3 separate regions of the Homo sapiens genome follow, and regions 2 and 3 are each linked to region 1. A link is an interaction called in ENCODE POLR2A ChIA-PET data of the cell type or tissue named here. Cell type or tissue: MCF 10A. All regions are shown on one strand.

The links. Peaks named below come from ENCODE experiments on the same cell type or tissue, not always from the same donor. Only the 100,000 strongest peaks of a DNase experiment are listed, where the experiment ranks them.
Region 2: POLR2A ChIA-PET joins it to region 1 with 19 read pairs; 4 of 35 experiments call an interaction of 5 or more read pairs at or near these places.
Region 3: POLR2A ChIA-PET joins it to region 1 with 20 read pairs; 7 of 35 experiments call an interaction of 5 or more read pairs at or near these places.

Annotation. Positions count from the first base shown.
Region 1 is chr3:185,654,866-185,662,865 of GRCh38, forward strand. It overlaps IGF2BP2 (insulin like growth factor 2 mRNA binding protein 2), which reads right to left. Exons shown (of 16, transcript NM_006548.6): 11 at 3,476-3,544; 12 at 2,421-2,537. Among named protein-coding and RNA genes, the nearest start is that of IGF2BP2-AS1, 54 kb to the right of the region's middle. In MCF 10A, a CTCF peak has its summit at 5,737 (motif pointing right); DNase peaks (open chromatin) are centred at 1,736, 3,876 and 5,736.
Region 2 is chr3:185,712,753-185,720,752 of GRCh38, forward strand. The region is part of intron 2 of IGF2BP2 (insulin like growth factor 2 mRNA binding protein 2); the gene reads right to left. It overlaps IGF2BP2-AS1 (IGF2BP2 antisense RNA 1), which reads left to right and starts at 500. Exons shown (of 8, transcript NR_126326.1): 1 at 500-736; 2 at 3,689-3,832. In MCF 10A, a CTCF peak has its summit at 5,055; a DNase peak (open chromatin) is centred at 4,649.
Region 3 is chr3:185,816,605-185,824,604 of GRCh38, forward strand. IGF2BP2 (insulin like growth factor 2 mRNA binding protein 2) reads right to left here. Exons shown (of 16, transcript NM_006548.6): 2 at 6,549-6,609. Among named protein-coding and RNA genes, the nearest start is that of IGF2BP2, 4.4 kb to the right of the region's middle. RefSeq lists an enhancer at 6,441-7,304. In MCF 10A, no CTCF peak of the experiment used is centred here; DNase peaks (open chromatin) are centred at 4,667 and 5,807.

The DNA.
Region 1 (8,000 bases):
GCCAAAGCATCTCTTGGAGTGCATCACCCAGATCTTAGCTCAGCCCACCTCCTCTGGGCGCTCTCCTCCCATGGATGAGTGTGAGGCTCTCTCCCTGCCCAGCAGCATCAAATGTGCCCCTCATTGTGGCCCCCAAAGACTGGCAAAGTAGAAACTAGGGGTGGGAGAATCTCTGGAGTTAGTGAGATCATCCATCTTGCTTTAGAGACAGATGTTTTCAGGGACCTGTTGAGACAAAGGGAATCTAGCAAAAACCAGATTGATTTTTTTACTTTTATTTTTTTGAGACAGAGTCTTGCCCTGTCACCAAGGCTGGAGTGCAATGGCGTGATCTCGGCTCACTGCAACCTCCGCCTCCCAGGTTCAAGTGATTCTCCTGCCTCAGCCTCCCAAGTAGCTGGGATTACAGGCACCCGCCATCATGCATGGCTAATTTTTATATTTTTGTAGAGATGGGGTTTCACCCTATTGCCCAGGCTGGTCTCCAACTCCTGACCTCAGGTGATCCACCTGCCTCAGCCTCCCAAAGTGCTGGGATTACAGGTATAAGTCACCACGCCCGGCTGACTGATTTTAAAAATTTGGAAATTTCCTTCACAAATATTTGGCCTCCCTGGTTTATGCTATGGAGCGAGGCAGGGGCTGGGGAAGTAGAAGGTTGCTGGAAAAGATTGTTGGCCCAGCATAAAAAACATTGTCTGGACCTTCCTAAGCTGTAGAGTCCATTCTGTCCTCCTGACGCAGCACTGCTGTCTTTGCCCATCACAGAGGCCAGGAGCACAGTGACACGTCACCATTCGACCTTGCTGGGACCTGGGACTGTGGGATGCAGCCCATGCGACTGATCTCTTCTTTTCCTAAAGGCCCTGCTGGGAATGATTCTGGCATCACAGTTAGGTTGATATGGTGGAAAAACACACTAGACCAGAAACAGGATAACCTGGGCAAATCTTGGCTCTCTCATTCTTCAGCTTTGTGGCCTTGGACAAGCCAGTGAAAACTCCCTAGGCCCCAGCTCCTCATGGGCAATAGTAAATGAAGAGGCGCTGTAGTGGTGAGCCCCAGGAGGTGCTGGATATCCCAGAAGTCAGCAGAATTTCCATCTCAGAGGCAGCCCTGCCACATGTGTGCCTTGCCCATGTCCCGGCACTCTCTGAGCCTCACTTTTCTCTGCTGAACAAGACGGGGATTGGATGAGATGGTCCCTCAAGCCCCTTTTAGTTGAAACGGTCCTTTCTCCTGCCGGCATCTCAGACTGCAGGACTGAAAGCTGGGCAAGGCCCAAGGGCTGCAGCCAGCCAGGGGGTCTTCCACACTTTACTCAGCCCACCCTCAGGGGTCAGGCCAGCACCTGCCTATCAGTGCCTAGGCCGGGGTCTCACCTGCAGCAGGACTGCTGGGCACAAGGGCCCCCACACCTCAGGGCTCTCATCCTGTCTGTCCACTCTGCAGATAAGATAAATGAGGTCTGAGAGGGAAAATGATTCACCAAAGTGAAATTCTCTGATGGTCTCAGTGCAACCCTTGTTCTGTACTACTCAGAATATTTTGTTTTTGTTTTTCCTCTAGCACACTTGCTGTGGGAGAAATTCCAGCTCTTCCTGGGGAGAAAGTGTAAGCATTCTTTCTCTCCAAGTCATGAGACTTCTCATTTGGAATTCTGGGTTGTCCCATGGTAGCAAATTATTTTGCGTAACAACAAAAACTCTGTTTCCGAAAATGTTTCATGAGGCTTGGGACGTGCTCAGCATTCTGCCCGTGAGTCAGAGCTGATAGCTGGTCTTGGAGCAGGACCAGGGGCAAATAATCCTCCCCTTTCAGCTTCTCTGATGATTCTCCACACTGTGCTCAAGGAGGCAGGATGTGGGCCTGGAGCTGCAGCCACGTCTGCATTCGCAGCCTTTCCATAAGTCAAGGACCGTCCTTCCTGAGTTGCTATGCTCAGGCTGGGTTGCATATCGGGTTAGACCCTCAGCTTTTGTTTATGATTTTATCATTGCTTTTCAAAGAGTTTTTTATCCACATTATTTTCTGGTAGTTCAGGGCCTGTGAAGTGGAGACTCATTAAAGCACCGCATACTGGTACCTGCTAAGTTATCACTTCACCGCAGTCCCTTCCCTTAGCTTGGGAAAATCCTCAACCTTTCTTTATCTTCTTGAGGACAACAATGATAAAACAAAAAGGACTGGGTTGGGTTGTCTGCTACTATTTTTTTCTAATTCAGTGGTTAGCTGAACAGTAAAGGAATAAGAAAAGGAAAGATGAGAGCGGACGGGAATAGTCATGGGGCAAATGTTCTAGATCTCTGTGGGACTCTGTCTCTGCATGGTGTGGCGCTGCCTGGGACTGAGAGGGAACAAGGGCCGTGGGATGAGAGGAGGTGGTAGAAGGGCCACAGGGCCGTCAGGAGCAGCCTCACCTTGATAGAGGCTCCGGCGAATCTCGCCAGCTGTTTGATGTGTGCCCCCTTCTTCCCGATGATGGCGCCCACAGCCTGGGTTGGGATGAAGAGATTCACAATCTCCTGCTCTGGATACTGGGAGGGCGAGACAAGAAAGAAGACATCATTCCAACCAGGCTTTCTCCTCCAGGCACTCAACAGGTACCAAGCACCTTACCATGAACCCCATGGTGGGAAGGCCCCGCCACCCAAGGAAATGGCCAAAATGGTGCACAGGATCCTTCTGCGGCCTGCGGCTCTGCAGGTGTGAAGCCTGAGGAAGGGACCTGAGCACAGGCAGCGCTAGTGATAATCAAGGGCATCCTCCTCTTGAGCTTCTCAATTTGTTGGATTCCAAAAGCTGTCTGATCGCAGGTTTTCTGTCTTATACAAATGTGATCTGTATCTCTCCTGTGTCTTCACCCAAGAAATGAAAACAGCTATTAAACATACCTGGCCTGAAGACGGCCCCAAGGCATTCTGTTAGAGGGAATGGAAAGCTGCCCAACACATCTGGTATCCGGAGAAGCATTTTCACAACTAAACTTGACCTGACCCAGCTGCACGGTGACTGGCTCCAGGAAGATGGGGTGAACCATCCCTCCTGGGACCCTGTGACAAAAGGCAGAGGCTCTTGGGCAAGGCTGCCAGGGGTCCTTGCAAGTGGGGTCTGTGCAAATGACATTCTCATTTGCTAGACTTTGTTCAAAGATCTTTGGAAACTCTGCTATTCAGTGCCAACAGCACGTGCTCATCTGGCCTTCTGCTTGCCCATCTGCAGCAGTTCCTGCGACCTGTGAGGTGTGCGAGCATCCACAGGTGCAACAGCAACGGCCTAGGCCTCTGCAGAACCTCAAGAGCACTCGGGTGCTGGGGAGTTTGGCGTGCTCAGGCTTTGAGGTGTGTCACTCCCAGGACAAACCAGAACCACAGGAGACAAGATCTGCATTGTGAACATTCACTGGCCACCAAGGGCCAAGTGGGCCTAGCCCCAGGAGAAGTGGCAGGTGCGGCTGAACTGAGGGGGCACTTACAGAGTGATGATGCGGGAACGGGCCAAACTGGTGATGGGGGTACAGGCTGGAGAAGTATCCGGAGTGGGTCTGCAGCATGAGAGAAAGAGTCAGTGGGCGGGTGCTCTCAGGGACTGTCACTGGCCTCAGGGAGGCCAGATTCCCAACATGCGACACAGGCTCTCTGTGGCATCAGCTGGCTCCACTGTCGTGTCTACACGCCTGTCCCTCTGTGTCTCAGATCTCTGCTCCACTTCTCCCACTCAGACCACGGAATGCTTGGCAAGATGTCCCCTGGTTGCAGTAGCTCTCTGGGCTAAATGTTCATCATTTCTAAGCTGAGTCATGCCTGAGGCGTCCTAGGAACATACCATGGGTGTGAACACACACATACACACATACACCCACTGGCACTTGCACCCATACACTCTTAACCTGCCCTCGGGTGGAGAGGCGGGGCCAGTGCCTTCCGTTTTCTGGAGAATGATGAGTCGTAGATGAAAAAGAACAGAGTGTGCTGGACAATACCCAAGAGTTATTCAGAACAAGCAAATGTGTTCCTGGGCAGATAGATCAGTCAGCTCCATCAGAGAATTCTAGAAGGAATGGAAAGAATCCTGAGAAGGGAGAAATGTCAAAGGAGACTGAGCTTTGGGAATCTGAAATGGGAGGATCACTTGGGTTCAGGAACTTGAGACTAGCCTGGGTGACACAGAGAGATCCCATCTGTATAAAAAATAAAAATAAAAAATTAGCTGGGTGTGGTAGTGTGCACTCTGGTCCCAGTTACTCAGGAGGCTGAAGTGGGAGGATCACTTGAGCCTAGGAATTTGAGGCTGCAGTGAGCTATGATTGCACCACTGCACTGGTGCTATGCCTGGGCGACAGAGCAAGGCCCTGTCTCCATAAGAAAAAAAAAAGAGAGAGAGTGACTGAGAGAGGAGAGAAAGAAAATGAATGTGGAGAGAGAGGAGCAGGGAACAGGAGGGCAGATATGGACAGAAAAAAAGTAGAGCTATTAAGAAAATAGAAATTTAGAAAGTAGCTGCTTTTATTTTATTTCTTTATTTTTGAGACGGCATTTCACTCTTTCGCCCAGGCTGGAGTGAAGTGGCGCGATCTCGGCTCACTGCAACCTCCGCCCCCGCAGGTTCAAGCGATTCTCCTGCCTCAGCCTCCCAAGTGGCTGGGATTACAGGCACCCCCCACCACGCCTGGTTAATTTTTTGTATTTTTAGTAGAGATGGGGTTTCACCATGTTGGCCAGGCTGGTCTCGTACTCCTGACCTCAGGTGATCTACCCGCCTTAGCCTCCCAAAGTGATATGATTATAAGTGTGAGCCACTGCACCCTGCCAAGTAGCTGCTTTTTACTGAATAGGTACTGTGTACTAGATACTAACATAGATATTTTGTGTCTATTCATAAACTCTTTTAATCCTCACAACAGTCCTATGAGAAGGAACTATGTCTGATTTGATACTTTTTTTTTTTTGAGATGGTGTTTCACTCGTTGACTAGGCTGGAGTGCAGTGGCGCAATCTCGGCTCACTGCATCCTCCACCTCCCGGGTTCAAGCGATTCTCCTGCCTCAGCCTCCCAAATAGCTGGGATTACAGGCATGTGCCACCAAGCTCAGCTAATTTTGTATTGTTAGTAGAGACAGGGTTTCACCATGTTGGTAAGGCTGGTCTTGAACTCCTGACCTCAAGTGATCCACCCGCCTCAGCCTCCCTTTAAAGTGCTGAGGTTACAGGCGTGAACCACCGCGCCCGGTCTGATATATTCTTACAGGCAGAACGCTGACCTGAGTCAGCAGAATTGCTAGCTGTGCTTTACACAAGGCTGGGTCAACACTGACATTGCTGTTCCAGGAAAGGAAGTGAACAGCTCTGGGCACCATGGAACCAATTCCCACAGGCCCACCCTGCAAGATAGTCCTCCAGGAAGACGATTCCAACAGTGGTCAGACGTGGCTGAGGTTTGGAGTCTGGTGACCCAGCTTTCACTTGAGGATCCCTGAGCAAATCTCACAGTGACAGGCAATGCCCTCCATCCCCCGAATCTCCTGAAGGTTAGGATTTTGCCTTATGACCCATTAGGGACAAAATGAAACCGTTGCCCTTTTTGAGCTTGGAATGAGAAGGCAGAGATGTGAACAACTTGAGGAGCTGCTCCAGGGCTGCTGTAGGTTACCAGCCACGCCTGCCGGCGACAGAGCTCCACTTAACACGGCTGTAGTGAGAGCCTTGCTTTGACTTGGAAAGGGGCTGCAGCAGCCCCTCATGCCCACAAGAGGGCGCTATGAGATCAGCAGTCTCTTGGCAAGCTCAAGTTTTGCAGGAAGGTGGGTGAAGCAGTTTCTCTCTCTTGGCTCTGCTTCTAAGGACCCCCTGGAAAGAACATCAGCTCCAGAGCTTTCTCTGCAGGTCCGTGTCCTGGGCCATGAAGAGCTGGGGGAGAATTCATGCAACTCTTCTGCACAAAACTCTAGTCTGGGAAAAGAGCACTTCAGCCCTCCTCCCGCCTGAAGAATCGTTCCTTCAGGTCTCATGGCAGAAATAATTCCTTTGAACTATGATTTGCCATTTCCTTACAAAACTCATGTGAGGCCGGGAATAGACAAGCCACAGTGTGGCTCCTATTCTGGGTTCAAATACTTCTCACATAAATACTATCAAATTTAGACTTCCTAGGAACTCAGGGTAAGAAAGAGATTTTTAAAATTAGCTGTCAAAGGATAAAAAGGACAAATTCTCTTTTATTCATGAGTAACAGCTGAAAAATTGTCACAGGGAAAGAATCTTGAACTTGCAATCAGGAGCTTGTTTCTAGCGGAGGCTCTGCCATTAGCCCCTGTATATAGAAGTTAGTTTCTGGTGTCAGAAGATCTGAGTCTCTGAATCACTACCTCTACAAGTTGGAAAAAATTATTTAATCTTTCTGAGCCTTATCCACAAACAGACTCAAATAATATCTAGTTCTTATAGTACTGTTGTGAGGGTTTGTTCATTCATTCATTCAAAAGGCATTTGAGGCTGGGCACGGTGGCTCATGCCTGTAATCCTAGCACTTTGGGAGGCTGAGGCAGGCGGATTATTTGAGGTCAGCAGTTCAAGACCAGCCTGTCCAACATGGCGAAACCCCATCGCTAGCAAAAATACAAAAATTAGCCGGGCGTGGTGGTGGACACCTGCAATTCCAGCTATTCAGGAGGCTGAGGTGGGAGAATCGCTTGAACCCGGGAGACAAGAGGTTTCAGTGAGCCGAGATCATGCCACTGCACTCCAGCCTGGGTGACAGAACAAGACTGTCTCAAAAAAAAAAAAAAAAAAAAAAGGCATCTGAGCACCTACTCTGTGGGAGGCATTGACCCGGGTCCCGGGTGCTGGGGACACAGTTATTAAGACAGTAATGGTCACTGTCAGCATGGAGCTTGTGTTCTACCGGGGAGGCAGGCACAAAAGAGAACTTCAAGTACTGTGAAAGAAATGAACAAGAACAGGCAAGGAGCAGGTGTGGAGGTGAGTGGTCTGGAAAAGACTGCTGCAGTCAAGACCCAGGGAGGAGATGGAGCCCCAGAAAAGGCACTGGGACGGAGCATTCTAAGCAGGGTTCTAGGAGGTCCAGAGCTAGAAAAGGGGTTGGCCTACTGGAAAACAGAAAGGAGGGCAGTGTGGTGAATGTGAATGAGGGTTAGCAGGATGTGGCGGGGGAGGCAGCACCAGTGGGCTACAGACTTGACACTCAGCAGGACAGACGCCCTTGACGGGTGCTATGTGGCATTCAGTGAGGTCACAGGAATGAAAGATCACTGGGCACTGGATGAGCTAAATTAATTAGTGATAAATGAGTGCTTATGTATAATGAAAGGTCTGGCCAGACGTGGTGGCTCAAGCCTGTAATCCCAGCACTTTGGGAGGCCGAGGTAGGCAGATCGCTTGAGGTCAGGAGTTCAAGACCAGCCTGGCCAACATGGTGAAACCCCACTTCTACCCAAAATACAAAAATTAGCCAGGCATGGTGGTGCACATCTGTAGTTCCAGCTACTTGGGAGGCTGAGGCAGGGGAACTGCTTGAACCCGGGAGGCGGAGGTTGCAGTGAGCCGAGATCATGCCACTGCACTCCAGCCTGGGTGACAGAGTGAGACTCCATCTCAAAAAGAAAAAAAGACAAAAAAAAAAAAAGTGTCTTATCAGAGCATACTATTTCCCCTTCCCATACTTTTTTTTTTTTTTTTTTTTAAGATGGACTAGCTCTGTTGCCCAGGCTGGAGTGCAGTGGCATGATCTTGGCCCACTGCAAACTCTGCCTCTGGGTTCAAGTGATTCTTCTGCCTCAGCCTCCTGAGAAGCTGGGATTACAGGTACCCACCACCACGCATAGCTAATTTTTATATTTTTAGTAGAGATGGGGTTTCACCATGTTGGTCAGGCTGGTCTCAAACTCCTGACCTCAGGTGATCCTCCCACCACGGCCTCCCAAAGTGCTGGAATTACAGGCTTGAGCCACTGCAGCTGGCTAATTTTTTTGCATTTTTAGTAGA
Region 2 (8,000 bases), 58 kb after region 1:
AATCTTGAATTTTGTTTGGGTCACAATTTTTAACATCCCAATAAATAAGTTAGGTGACAAACTCCACTGTATTTTATAATTGGATGGCTTACAAATCAAAAAACAATGGGTTTGTGACTCTACTTGTGTCATGACCCTACAGCCTCCATTTACCCATTTCTTCCCTCTCCTAAAACAGGAAGCTTTACGCTTACACTTTCATTACTGCCAGGATACTCTTGTACAATATCTGGTGTCCAGATTTTGAAAGTATAAGGTTATTTCATGAAATTTACTATGAACAGAATAGAGGGTGTTGCATAGCCTGCCCTACAGATATGTATGTGTGTGTGTGTGTGTGTGTGTGTGTGCAAGAGACATATATGTGTGTGTGTGTGTCTTGGTGTAATACTGTGAATGAGAAGACCAGAACTGCACCCAAGGAACTGTACCACTGTCATAAACCACCAGGTCAAAGTTCACATTTTCACTGCATAGAAACAGAACTCTGGCCCATAACTCAGATGTTGGTTAATTAGTAATATAGGGATACTCCACTTGTTATTGCGACTTTGATCTAAACAGCTCTGTAAAGCCCATTTTCACATTTTTAAAATAATATGCTTTAGCAGCAGGTGAGGAAAACTTAAGGCATGGCACATTTATTGGAAAAGCAGCAGTGGGCGGCTTGGTTTAATGGCAACACCACTAGATAACTGTCTAAGGCCCTTTCCAGATCCAATGGTCAAGGTAACAGGTAAGTAAGATAGACTCCAAAGGCAGGGGTTTGAGGGGAGTGGGGAGTGCTGGTGAGACATCAGAATGAAAATTGTTTATTTCACATGGAGCTCTTTCTCGTTATTTTTAACATTGCGATTCTGTGGATCTCAGCAAATCTGAACAGCTATATCTACCACTCAACTGGTATATTTGAAATAAATTTATATTTTAGAAGTAAGTGCTACATACTCTTTTTCATTTTCTTTTGAGATGGACTCCTGCTCTGTTGCCCAGGCTGGAGTGCAGTGGCGCAATCTCAGCTCACTGAAACCTCCACCTCCTGGGTTCAAGTGATTCTCCTGCCTCAGCCTCCTGAGTAGCTGGGATTACAGGCACCCACCACCACACCCGGCTAATTTTTGTGTTTTTAGTAGAGATGGGGTTTCACCATGTTGGCCAGGCTGGTCTTGAACTCCTGACCTCAGGTGATCCGCCCATCTTGGCCTCCCAAAGTGCTGGGATTACAGGCGTGAGCCACCACGTCTAGCCCAAGTACTGTATATTCTTTGCACAAAATTCAAAATGTACCAAAGAATAGAATAGAAAAATTCTCTCTTCTACATCTATACTTCAGTCCTCCAGGTCCCATTACTCATTTTTTAAAAATCCTTCCCGTGTAGTCTATACATAAGCATATATGAATACATTCCTTTTTTTTTTTACCCAAACACAAACATTAATGCTCTGTATATGCATTTTTTCACTTAGTATAGGGTAGTATTATTCTTTTTGACAGCTGTATAATATTCAGTTTTATGAATGTACCATAATTAAACTGGTCTTCTACTGATGGACACAAGATGTTTCTAATCTTTTGCTGTTTCCAAAAAGTAAGTAAATGCTGCAATGAATATCTATTCATCTATCATCTAGCTATCCATCCATCCATCCATCTCACTTTGCACGTGTGAGCATATCTTGGAAGATAAACTCCTAGAAGTGAAATCCTAAAAGTGGAACAGTTATTGGGCTGTGCATTTGTAACATCAACACACAGTGCAATGCTGATTTCCCCATGTATCTGAAACATGGGAGCTGAAAACATGGAGCTATCAAACTTTTGATTTCTGCCCATCCATAGGTGAAAAATACTATCTTGTTTGCATTTTAATTACAAATGAGGGTGATCATTTTTCATATATTAAAGAACCTATGGTTAGGTGCAGTGGCTCACACCTCTAATCCCAGCACTTTGGGAGGCCAAGTCGAGAGGATTGCTTGAGCCCAGAAGTTTGAGCCCAGCCTAGGCAACGTAGCAAGACTCCATCCCTATCAAAAAGCAAAGCAACCAACCTATCCCATCCCATTCACTCTGGGAAACTTCACAGAATTCTTCCTTGCTTTTTCTCAGTATTCAGGCAGGTGACTATTGGCTTTCTTAATTTCATTTCACTTATTCCACAGACCCTTACCAAGCATTTACTATGTTAGATACCAGAAAGACAGCATGAACCACCTGCTCCCAACCAGGAGGCTAGTGGGCAGGGAGTGCACCTCACATGCCGCACTGCCAAGGGACAAGCCTGCACCATGATGGAGGGTGCCTGAGGGGCAAGACAGACAGGAGGGGAAACCTGGCAAGGAACCAGGGGGAGGCAACACCTTAGCAACGCTCTGAGGAATGGAAGGCAGAATACGCCAATGGGAAAAGTGAGAGCATAGAGGGGTCGGGAAAGATATTCTAAGGGAATGAGGCACACAAAGGCATGGCAGCCAGAACAGGAATTTGAGGAATCTCAAGTCCTCTGATTTGAGAGGAGCAGAGAATGCTTCCAAGGAAAGGCAAGAGAGCAGGCTGGACAGGCTGGCAAGAACCCATGGCAAAGACTTCCTATTTCCTGAGTTAAACCACGAGGGTGATAAACCTTTCACCAAGACTCAGACACGAATCATCACGCCCCACACAGAGTCAGTACACGCCAGGTAAACACCGGGAGGCAGGTAAGCACAGCCAGCAGCACTAACTTTCTTCTCAGAAGATATTTTCTTCTTATTGACTTTTCATCCTCAGAAAAGAGAACTCTACAGCTCTGAAATGTGCGGTGCAAGTGTAATTCGACCCTGTTCTGTGGCTGTCTATATCCCACCATCAGGACAGTCTTCTGATGATACGTCATTTCTTTTTTTCTTTCTTTCTTTCTTTTTTTTTGAGATGGAGTTTCATTCTTGTTGCCCAGGCTGGAGTGCAATGGCATGGTCTCGGCTCACTGCAACCTCCACCTTCCAGGTTCAAGAGATTCCCCTGCCTTAACCTCCCAAGTAGCTGGGATTACCAGCACCCGTCACCACACCCAGCTAATTTTTTTGTATTTTTAGTAGAGACGGGGTTTTGCCATGTTGGCCAGGCTGGTCTTGAACTCCTGACCTCAGGTGATCCACCTGCCTCAGCCTCCCAAAGTGCTGGGATTATAGCTGTGAGCCACCACGCCCAGCCTGATTCCTCACTTCTTTTTGACATGTGGCTGCCAGGTCCACTTAACCAACAAATTAAATGCCTCTTTATCTCAAAATAAAAGCATCTCCACAATTACTATTCTAATACTCTTCTGTTTTTAACAGGTATTTAGCACACTTCTTGAAAGCATAACAAATAGATCCATTAAATATATTAGGAATGTTTTAGGTTAGTAGAGGGTATGATTGAATAACATGATTAAAAAAAAAAACACCAGAACTTTTATTTTTTTAGTACACACGAATAAGGCCTCCATCAAAGTAATGCTCTTAGAAAAGTATTTACTTATTCCGACAATGATTCCTCTGCCCAGCATATTTTTGGAATTCTTTTAATGATATTTTCTGCAGCATTTATCCAATAAACACTGACGTAACTGATTTGCCTTTTGGTCTACAATACAATCTTATAAATATGCTCTGTGTTAAAACAGAATATCCCTCTTTTCTTTCCCCTCCCTCTTTCCATATTCAGCAGAAACAAAGAAAATCTCAGAGGTCTCTTCTTATGTCTCTGCTAACAATAAAAAGAACAGCTTTTGGGGAAGTGGGCTGCTTTATCCTGTAGCCCTCCTCAGATGCCAAGACTGCTGGGCTGGCCACCAGACTCACGTCCTCAGTAAGGAATTTACCTCCTACTTTTCTTCGGGGGCAGGTAGGGAAGCACAGCACCAGCCCTCAGCTGTCTTGGGCTCCCTGATCTGGTTAAGGAGAGTGTATTTACTCAGGGCCATGGTGGTGCATGGAGGAAGCCAACCCTGTCAGCGCTGGCTGGTCATCAGAATGGAAGTGGGAGGACATCCTTCATTTCCAGGTCATGCCTGGTTAACATTTCACCTTAACTGAGGGGCCAAAGAGAGGCTACGCAGCCTGGATCAGAGCTCCGACAGCCCTTACCTGGTGGCTTGTTCGTGGAATTTATCACATCCTGTTGTAACGCTCTGTTTACATCTCTGCTGCCCAGCCAGACTCCGCCTTCTGTGATTTTCTCATCCCACCACCCAGTACTGTACATGCTCAATGGATGACTATAAACAAGTGAACAGACAGCAGGAGTGGCTGCCCTTATGCCCATGGAACTGGGCCTCTCAATTCAGCTCATGTTGGTCATTTCAGATCATCTGAATGTAAAGGGTCCTCTCTGTCTCTGACCAGGCTTCTTGCAGGCCTTTGGCAGCCGTGGAGCTCTGAGAGAGACTGGTTTCCTGAGGGCTGGGCACCCCGGTCTATTTATTGGGAGGCCACAAACAGAAAGAGTGGGCATCAGGACCAACGGGCACATGGCCACCACCCAGATACGTGACTCTGGCATGTATTTCACTTCTCTGGGGCCAGATGGCCTCTTCCTAAGATTCTCCTCAGTGCTGAGAGTTCTTCAGTCCTGCCTGCTGACTTCCCTCCAGGACAGAACAGATGCCTCTTCCTCCCATAGATATGATGCAAGAACTGAGCTGTCCAAGCAAAAAAAAACCTTTGAAGGAAGAATTTCTGTGCTGTGAGTGGTTTACTCTGAGAATAGGACTCAAGTTTTAGAAATCTTTGTTCAATGTCAGAGATAGAGCGACTGTAATCTGTGAGCCAAGAAAAAAGGTTTGTAAAGGCTAGAAGAAAAGAAGCCCATGGCTAAGAACTTGTAAAAACATCTACAGCAAACAAGAGTTCCAAGAGAAAGACTGTGAAACAGCAGGCCCACAGGAGCTGGAGAGCGAGCTTTGAAACGATACAAAATTAATTGTCTAAGGGGCAAATAAATGGTGCAGTACACAAATGCAGGAGGTGACACAAACGCACCTGGATTCAACAGAGGACAAGTAGACACATCTATGTCCCAGGCTGCACTAATGAGGAAAGTCCACCAGGTGGGAAGTAGGTACCACTGAGAGTTTATAAGGCTAAAAACCCCAGTCTTGGGATGCGGAGAAGGAGGGAAGGAAGTGAGAATGAACAGGAATGGCATATTCTGTTCACTTCACTGACAGCTTTGCACTGTGCATTCCCAGCTGGGCATGTCCCAGACATGATCTCTTGCATGGGCTGTACTAACGAACATCAAATATTCAGGCTGGCAACCAGTTACATGAACCGGTGTCAGGAGTGCACATTAATAGGCATCTGACTAGGGCAGGGCTGGGCAAACTACGGCCCCTGCGCTACATCCAGCCTAAAGCCTGTTTCTGTAAATAAAGTTTTATCAAAACACCCAATTTGTTTCCCTATTGTACACAGCTTTTTTCATGCTGCATTGGCAGCGCTGGGTAGTTGTGACACAAACCATATGGGCCACAGGGCCTAATATATCTGTAATCTGGCCCTGTACAGAAAAAATGTGCTGAACCTTGGACTAGTGGGGCAGATAGTGAAGCTGAGAAGATTAAGACCAAGGGAGTAGTGGGATGTGGTTCCAGGGCTAAAGCAGTAACTCTATCAGAAAGCAAGTCAGGCTCGGGGGCGGTGGCTCGCGCCTGTAATTCCAGCACTTTGGGAGGCCGAGGCGGGCAGATCACGAGGTCAGGAGATTGAGACCATCGTGGCTAACATAGTGAAATCCTCTCTACTAAAAATACAAAAAATTAGCCAGGCGTGGTGGCACGTGCCTATGGTCTCAGCTACTCAGGAGGCTGAGGCAGGAGAATCGCTTGAACCCAGGAGGTGGAGGTTGTGGTGAGCTGAGATCACACCACCGCACTCCAGCCTGGACAACAGAGCGAGACTCTGTCTCAAAAAAAAAAAAAAAAAAAAAAAAGAAAGTCAGAAACTCCCTCCTGGAACTGGCAGATGGGTAGGGTTAAATCTGAGTGGAAAATGGAAGCAGGGAAGAGCAAAGCCACGATCAAAACCTGAGAAACTGAGAGGATGAACACAGCGCAGAAGTGACACCAAGGTAAGATCCTGTATCTTTTGGAGTCAAGAACCACCATTTTGATGGGCTATTCTGGGCTTCCCAGACCTTCCCAAGAAGCTGCTCCTTACAGCTTACAGGACCACATTCTTGGGAAGCCACAGACCCAAATCATGCCTTGCCAGGTGTTATTCAGTGTGGACCGCGGTAGGACTATGATGGTCAGAGATGACCTTGGGTGGGGAGAGGAAGCAGACAGAGGAAGAAACAGACTGTGTTTGGACAAGAGAAAATAGGGTACATCTAATGGAGAGACAGATGAATACTAAGTGGGGATAACTGCAGAGGCCTTATTTAATAAGGTGAAGAGTTTGCACTGATACAGTAGGCTATGGGAGATCACTGCAGGGATTTGCACAGGGCAGTCATTTGTGATTCCAGTTATTTGTGAGATAAGGATAGTGGGGCATGACAAAGCTCTACAAAACTGTAAGACACTGCATATCTTTGATGAACAGTAGTATGAAAGACAAAACAGATTGGATTTGCTAGAATAAAGGTGCTAACAAGATGGCTGTCACTAGCAATCTGCTGCAGCAACAGGCTCAAACACCCCTACGCAGAGCTCTTCCTTCATGTGCTTCATCTTATTTGCATGAACATTCCTAGGAGTTAAGCAGAAAAAAGGCAGGGATGAGCTTGGAAAATGACCAGGAGTGTTGACTGGGGAGTGAATATTGGAGTACAGGCTGGGTGTGGTGGCTCACGCCCGTAATCCCAGCACTTTGGGAGGCCGAGGCAGGTGGATCACCTGAGGTCAGGAGTTCCAGACCAGCCTGGCCAACGTGGCGAAACCCTGTCTCTACTAAAAGTACAAAAATTAGCTGGACGTGGTGGTGCACACCTGTAATCTCAGCTTCTTGGAAGGCTGAGGCAAGAGAATCACTTGAACCTGGGAGGTGGAGGTTGCAGTGAGCCGAGATCACGCCACTGCACTCCAGCCTGGGTGACAGAGCGAGACTCTGTCTCAAAAAAGAAAGGAAGGAAGGAAAGGAAGGAAAGGAAGGAAGGAAGAAAAGTTGGAGTATAAAGAAGTGAGCCTTGATAGAAACAAACTCAAATGAGAAAAGCAAGCCACACTGAATCCAAGGGCCATGAATAAATACAAACTCAAACTCTGGTGTGGAAACAGCTGCAGATGTACAATTGTGACTGTCCCTTCTAAAGTGAAATCCCCCGGAAAGTGGGAAAATATTCTCCCCCAGGCAACCTTCCATCAACAAGGAGCTTGTGGGCACTGAGCGTAAAGCAGTGCATTGAACCTGTGCCCTGCCTTCCAGGAGTCTTCAGTCTCTGGCCGTGGTCTATAAGAAAGGGCTACCAGCTAAGTGAGAGCACTAGAATAACAGATATATCCAGTGCTATGCTGGTAAATATTTAAAAAACGGCTCTTGCAGGGGGAGATAAAGCAATCTGTAGTTTTTGCCAATTTCTGTGGTGTAAATACTCTCACCAAAGCCTATTTATTTTATTTAATTAATTAATTAATTTATTTTTTAGATGGAGTGTTGCTCTTGCTGCCCAGGCTGGAGTGTAATGGTGCGATCTCGACTCACCACAACTGCGCCCGGCCCCTTTGGGAGCCACCGCGCCCGGCCCCCAAAGCCTATTTAAAGCTACTAACATGATATCACCAAAACGGAAATTGGAAAGGATGCACACAATTGGCTCTGGTGAGCCAGGGGAGCCCTCTAGCACAGCACTGGAAATGAAGCTTGTTGCTTGTAGCAGCTCTTAACTGGATGTTGGTCTGTTGTGATATCTAAGGACACTGACAGGCCACTACGAAGGCATGCTGCTGAACCCACTCCACTCACCCAGTTATTCAGAGGCAGATCTTACAGCTGACATTCTTCAAAGAAGAACCTCAGCTTCAGGCTTTGGAAGA
Region 3 (8,000 bases), 160 kb after region 1:
TAGCCCTACTACTTAATTAACAGTCATGTGGCCTAAACAAATTATTAAGCTTGTCTGGGGCTGAGTTTCCTCATCCAAAAAAAGAGATAGTATCAATTGTCCTATTTTTCACAAAATTATTATTTGGAATAAATGAAATAATGTGTCAAAGAGGCTGGAACAGCATCAGTACTGTATGAATATTAAGATGCAGGCAAAAAATACTCCTCCCTGAGATAATACTACTACCATTGTTTAAATATCAATACATGAAATCATCAACCTTTCTGATCACATTTAAAACAAAAATTTAAAAATTCAAGCTTCCCACTACAGCAAATCCTTACTTTGAGACACATTAATTACATGACAATAAGAAAAACTGAAAATATAATTCTTATTGCAATGTTCCCATACAAATTTTTCTGGTCATTAGATGCAACATTTATTTTGATATGGGTAAATAAGAGAAAGCTCAAAACATACATCAGAACTCTTAATTTTCATTTATCAGACTTATTAAAATATCTGCTTTATTTATGAAATGTCCTTGACACTAAACAGAATGGGAAAATCCTATCTGAATGTTCACATTTTAAGAAATAAAGTGTAGAACAGATAAATAATGAGGAATAAACAAAATGTATCTCAAAAATACAGATATTATTTAGTGAAAAGCAGAGGCTTGGGGAGGAGACATAACTATCAAATGATGGAACAGGGCTAGCTTTTGGGCTTGAATGCCTCCTATTAATGCAAAAGCATCCATTTTCACTGTTGTACTTATTCTATCTCAATATACCATCAAACTCTAAACCAAATTAAAGAAATAATTATTGTATTCCTTCTTCCCTTTGGCAGCCAAGCAACAGAATCTGAAGTTTTCTACAAAAGAAAATAATTTTTCTTCACTATTTTATGGAGAGACCAGACTAAAGTCCATGATCAAAACAGGAAAAGTAAAACCTTAAAAATAATGCTCTGAGCACTCTGCAATTTTGCTGCCTAAAATAGAACCCATAGAGTCCATGCCACCAAATGAAAATTATAAGTTTGTAAGCATGAAGTCAAATTATAAAGTAAAAGATTTAAAATGTTTTAATGGTGATGATAAATGGGAGGAAAGACTTATCTTCATTGGTAGGTGTTTGCTGTTTATTTGCTATTATTTGTTCAATGATACTGCTTTTGAATGAATACCCAAAATAATTTGAACATGAATTTGAATATAAGAAGGATAAAACTTTACTAATAAATTCTGGGGGCATGTTTTGTTAAACAGAACACTCCCATCTCTCAATTTAAGAAGTTAATCATAGCTTTTGAGAGATAATGCTTTTGACTGAAAGTTTTAGAGCATGAACTCTTTAAAAATTAGCTTAGCCAAGCCCACTAATTTCTAACACTGAAAAGAACACTGAAGACTTTTGTGATGTTTAAATATAATTTTTAAAAATATATTTTGAAATGTATAATTCAACATTTTTAAGTCTCCAAAGAAACTATTTCAATATAACGCTTCTTCTAATGAAGTTTACTCACTGAGAGCACTTGTGTTATGCAAAATACCATATTGCTTTTCAAAGTATAGAATTTCTAAATGGAAGTGCATATTCAAATCTTGAATTTTCTGACACTTAAAAAAATGGCTTATAACATCATCAAAGCCTTCACAGAATCTTTTGTGACAGGGGATAGCCAAGTGAAAAGGAAGGAGGGAAGATGCTGCACTGATGGTCCTTTCAGTAGCATGCTCACTGTAAAACCTACTCCAGGTACCTGTGACTTGGCTTTCACAAGGTTAACCACCTACAAGAGTTATTCATCACTCAAGGCAAATATCACTGCACTGGATTCCCTTTGCCACAGGTTTCAATCACCAAGCAACTTTCTTGAGCCTTGTCAAGACTGAATTCCAGAGCAACTGTTGTTCAATTAAAGATCTCCTGCTGCCTCTTCATACCATCTACCTGAAACTGTCCCCAACAAAAAACATATACACACACTTGCACATACACCACTGAAACAGAGAGAGGAAACATTTAGCTCAAATAATATCCTCTAACAATTCTGACCAATTGCTCATCTACTTTTGAGGGTTTCATAGAGGACTTGGAAGAGTGATTCAGCTACAGACAGCAAATATTTAGAAAAGCTTGAAAGTATCAAATATATAAACAGTTCCTGTAGAAATCTGGTTTTCATAGCTTTTCTGACTTTTAATAAATGTGCCTAAGTCACTATCCTTTTATGCATAATTCAAAATCATTTACATTTCCTCAACACAGTACTTGAAAATCTGGAGCAACCTCCACACATTAAAAAAACACAAAAACCATGTGTTTACTCAAAATAATTGTGAAATGATAATTCTGATATGCAATTTGTTCTAAATCTTCTTTTAAAAATATTTTAAAAGTTAAATGCTTTTTCTCTTAAAGAAAACATATTGCACTTTAGATCATCAAGTATAAAAGGCTTTGTACAAATATTACTAATATCCTCTCATCTTCTGTCTACCAAACGATAATCTCAGGTTAACATAATAAAAAACAAAATGCTTAGAACATCTCTTACTGGTCATCTTATACCTGGCCATAAGTATAAGGAAACACATGAAAAGCACCATTTGACAGCTGCACTACATATCACAAATCACCTTTTGGAATTAATGTTTAGGTGTTTAGCCATTAAACAGTTTTATAAATTGTTATATTACAATTTAAAATTTTTATGTATTTGGTGAATTGAAAAAAAGCAAGCAAACCATAAAATCTATTTTGATGTATAAATCTCATTGGTTTCTAATATTTAATTAAATGATTTAAAAGCATCAAATAACCAGTCTTTTAAAAATGTAAACTAGAATTTTTAACCAATATCACCAAGTTCACTTTTTTCTGTATTGCTTCTATTTTAACTCTAATACTTATCTCTTTGAGGTTACAATATGCAACTCTCTAGGGTATTACCTAGCACCATGTGAAAAAATTACTAACTTTTTTTTTTCCTGGGAAACTAAAAGTTTAACTCCAAAGCCAAATCAAAAGTAACCTTACAGTTTAATATATATTCTGTGTTAATATATGTTATATCTACACATGGAATCTATGTAAGTAAATGCAGGTATTAATTTCTAAGTCAACAAATTCTTGAAGTAGGAAGGTACCACACAATTTTAACCTAATAAAAGTCATTTCTGTTTCTAGAAAATTAAAAATTGATGCAGCAAAAGACTGCAGCAGGGAGGGCCTGAGATTGGATGTTTTTTTCTTCTTTTTGGTATTTAATTCAACCATACACAATGTAGTACATACAAGCAAAATACAATTGAGATACTGTTTTCTTTAACATTCCTATAGGAGACCAAATTCATTTGCATTGGAGTGAACACAATTACTGATTTTTAACTCATGAAAGACAAATTCATAGCTTTTTCCTACACTATCTCATACTATTCACACCATCTCAGTGAAAGAATGTCTAGAACCACTTAGTTACTTCCTAGAGGTGGGCAGAAACTGCATTTTTCAAAGTTTTGTTTCTCACAGAATCATTCAACTTGAGGTACAAAAGCACATTCAAGTTAGCATGTCTTAGTTCAAAACAAGGCATGCAGTATGTGTGTGTGTGTATGTGTATATATACACATACACACACACACACACACACACACACACACACACACACATAATTTTTAAGTTAACCTTCAACAACACCAAAAATGAAATTTCTGTCAAGGAAGTTTCCAAAACTTTTAACAGCATTTTAAAGCTTACCAGTTTTTTCCTCTTTAATAAACATTTGACCATATGTACTACCAAGAAATATTAATAGAGAAAAAAAGATTCAAACACTTTTATTCAACAGAGCCTGAAACCAACTTACAAAGAGAAATAAATGCTTTATGTGCGGTTGACATTAGAATAATTTGCATTTAATAAGAATAAAACATACGCTGCAAAAAGAAAAGAGTTTTCTATTTCTAAGTGACCCTGAGAAAATAATGGCATCTAGTCTATTATGCTATTATAAAATGATGCCAGAATATTTAACAAAAGATACAACTGGTAAGCAAATGGCATGCCAATAATTTCATAAGATAAAAACATCTCCTCCCAAACTATCATTAACCTTAAAAAATCTATTTGAGATACAGATAATCAAACTAATTCTTGAGAAATCAAAGAAATCACTACAATACAAAGAAAATGCACTCAATTGTTGAATGATTTTTAAGTAAGCAAGCAATGAGGATGAACTATTTTCTTCCCATTTTCATTTCAACTAACACAAAAACCACATATAGAATTGACTTAACACTGCCAAATTTACTTCTAACTTGTTAATATTCACAGAAATGCAACACAAGAACACCAAAATAGTCTCCATATAACATAAAAGCTTTGGTTTCAAATGTCACAGTACCCTGGATTTAGAAAGCCATCAACGTGGTAGTGTCCAGGACATGAGAACATACAGCTGCTTCATCCCTGAAGTCTGATCTCAGTACACAATACCGGTCATTAGCTATCTCTCCCTTAGCCTGCAGTACAAGTAGCTAATTTCTGCATTTAAACTAATAAAGGAAAGGAAAAAAAAATTAAAACCATCCAATCAGAAATGATGTAACTCCTCTAGAGCAGCAGCTTATGCATACATTTGGAATGTTAAACATTTTCAGTGTAGTGAATCATACACAGCGCATTTTAATCTACCTCCTGGGTATTTCACATCGCCCACATGTTCAAAGAAATCATCAACTAATAGGGCTGTATAAATCCTAGATTGCTCTTTATTTAACTTATACTAAAAACTGGGGACATGCCTTCAATTCTGAACTCTTAAACAGAACAAAATTACTTAAATGACACTCCGGCTAACAGCAAATAATCTGCATTTTGAAAGAAAAAAGATAAAAAGTAGTACATTTGTGAGAAGTTTTAGGAGCTGTTAATAACTTTAGATAAACCAGTATTTCACATATACCACAAAATTAAATAATGCACACTGCAACATGAAATGAGACACCAACTAAGATAAAATTCTAGTAATTTTTTTTTTTACTAATTATAACCCCCAAAAGTATTCACAACCGCAAACAGCCAACAGAATTAGACATTTATAGAAACATACTGTATCAAATACTTGGGGTAGTTATTTCACTGTTCAATATATTCATTCTGCAAATTTTCAAGTGTTGTGAGATAGTAATTTATATTTGTTGTAAATAGTTAATATATCAGAAAGCTTCAACTTGGATTTCTCAAGCAAAAAATATTATTTTAAAGAAAAGTATACAAATTTAGAATACCTTATTGAAAACCAATTGGTTACACGTTACATCTTTCCCAATAGAGGAAAGAACTAGCTTAATATTACACATGAAACTGCAAATCATAACTCACCTTTTTTAAATTAAAAAAAAAACAGGATTTAAGTAATTTTCTCATATGCCACAGAGATTATTTGCAAACAAAAGTTATTCTGTTGCTTACTTAAAATAAAACATATCTGGAAATGTGGCACACAATTTTTAAAAATCCCTTCAGCAACACATCTAAGTATTTATAAAATTAGGGTAGTTTGTTTTAAAATCTACTCAATCCTGACAAAAATCAGGTGGTTAAACTATTGACTGATAAACTGTAAAGGTGGTCATCAAAAACTTCATTGAACAGCTCCAGTCCAGCTACTTAATGACTAATGGTGAAGAAATGTATGTGAATGGGATATAAACTAAGTTTCGACACACAGCAGAAGAAAAAAATTTAGAATGAGTAATAAAGGGCCCAAATTTAAAGTCCACAATAAACTTTAAACAAAGATGTTTTCTCTTCTCTTCTCATGTTAGCAAATCACTGTGGAGAAATCCAACCTCCACAAAACTTGTTACTCCGTCATTAACAACAGTGCACTTAAATATAACTATAGATTTCACAAGGGTATTTATTTTAGCCGCAAACATTTCTTACAAGCAACAACAACAAAATGCTCAGAAGCTATACTCAGTAGTCTCAGTGACTGAAAAAGTCCGGCTTTTAACTGCCATCCAATCCAAACAACCCACTTCTTTAGAAAGCTATGCAAAATATTGACCCCTTACTGAATTATTTTACTATTCAACATTAAACTATCTAAAAGAGAAAAGTAATTAATCGCTAAGTTTAGTTAAGCAATTTAGCTGACATAGTAAATATTTACTCTTCACATCTCACAGGAAGTCTTGACAAGCATTTGCTGCTATTCTGCTGGGGGTAGGGGCGGGAGGTGGGGGTGGGAGGCAATTTTTGATAAACAAGTTACAGGGTCCCAGCGAACTGAACATAGCTGGTGTTCGCCACCCCGACCCCCAATTAGGCACCAGATATTTTCCAAGAACAGTAAACACCTTATATAATGAAAGTAAAAAAAAAAAAAGTAGCTTTCTAAACTATGTATCTCCACTAACAAAACAAACAAAAGCCCCTTTAAAAACTACCAAGAGCACGTTTTTTAAAGCTGTGTGTACGTTTTTTACTTATACGTAAGGCCAATCGCAAAAAAAAAACTAAGCAAAGTATATTTACCTTAGCTTTTTAGAGACTGAGTAATCAACTTCCATGATTTTCCCATGCAATTCCACTTTACCTTTAAAACAGAAATTAAAGCACTCAGAACCTTGCTTAGATCAAGCCCGCGGGGGTCTAGGGGGGGCACGCACGGAACTCCACGCTCGGGCTCCGCCTTCGGGCGCCCCCAAGGGGTCTCCTACCCGGATCGAGCTGGGCGAACTTGGTTCCCAGTAGAAAGAAAGGTGGGCGCCCCGTGTCTCGGGACAAGGCGAGGAGGGTGCGAGCCCGGGTCGGACCCCAGGTATAGCCGTGGGTGGCATTACCGGAAAAACAAATTTAATAAAGAGCGGCGCCAATTTGAAAGGATGAGCTCATTTGAAACTCAAGCTGCAGGGCTGGCGCGGCCCCGCTGCTCTCCCGGCCCCCACCTCTCCATTCCGCTAATCCGGGGCCCGAAGGCTCCACCGGGCTCCCCTCCCTGCCCTCTCCTCCCGGTGGCCCCGAGAAAACGAGCCGAAGCCCCCCGGAGTCCGCCGCAGCGACAGCCCTGTCCCTGCCCGCTCCTGGGTGTCACCTTGGCCTCGCCGCCGCCCCGCCCCCACTCCACACGCCGGTGGGGAAGGGGCTCCCGCCGGGCCGGGGTTCGGGGGGCGCCGGCCGGGGCCCGGGGGCCCGCGCGGCTGGGAGCGGAGCGTGTGCTGGGGAGAGTTGGGGAGTGCGCGCGCGCGAGTGTGTGTGTGTGTCGCTCTCCGTCTCCTGTCTGGGCTCCAGCGCGCTCGCGGGCCCCCCGGTCGCCTCTTTCCCGGTTCTCAACCCTGGCCCCCACCGAGTTGAGACAGGGCACCTCGTAAAAAGGTGCTTCTGGCCGAGCGGGAGGCGGGGGGACGGGCGGCGGAAAGCCCCCAGCCCCGAGTTCTTCTCAATAAAATCGGACAAAAAATTCAGAGAAAAATAGGAGCGCTTGAGAGAGCAAGCGAGAGGGGACTGAGGTTCGGGAAAGGACCGAGGGGATGTGCCGTCGTGCGAGGGCTGGGGCTGGGGGAGCCCCGAGATCTCGAAGGGGGTCACCAGGGTGGCGCCGAGGGGGTGCCAAAAGTGGGGGGCCGTGGGGCGAGGTGGGGAGGGGGCTCGAAAGGAGAGTGCGGCTCAGGAGACGCCAGAGGGCGAGAGGTTCTGGGCACGAGGCACTGGAAGAGAGAAGGTCCGGCCGGGGGAGGAGGAAGAGACGCTGGATTTGGGGAAGGGGGGACCCTGACAAAGGGGGTGACAGGAAGGTCAGGGGAGAAGTGAGACAGGGGACGCTCAAAGGGTGGGGGGCGGGGAAGCTCAGAGCAGCCCGGGGCGCCAGGCGAACGAGGGGTGCCCCTAAGGAGCCGGCGAGCCTCGGGAGCCTTCGGAGCGGCACGGGGGGCGCCCCAAGGCTGCGGCCCCGAGGGCGAGGGCAGAGTCCAGAGCTGTGGGGGGAGG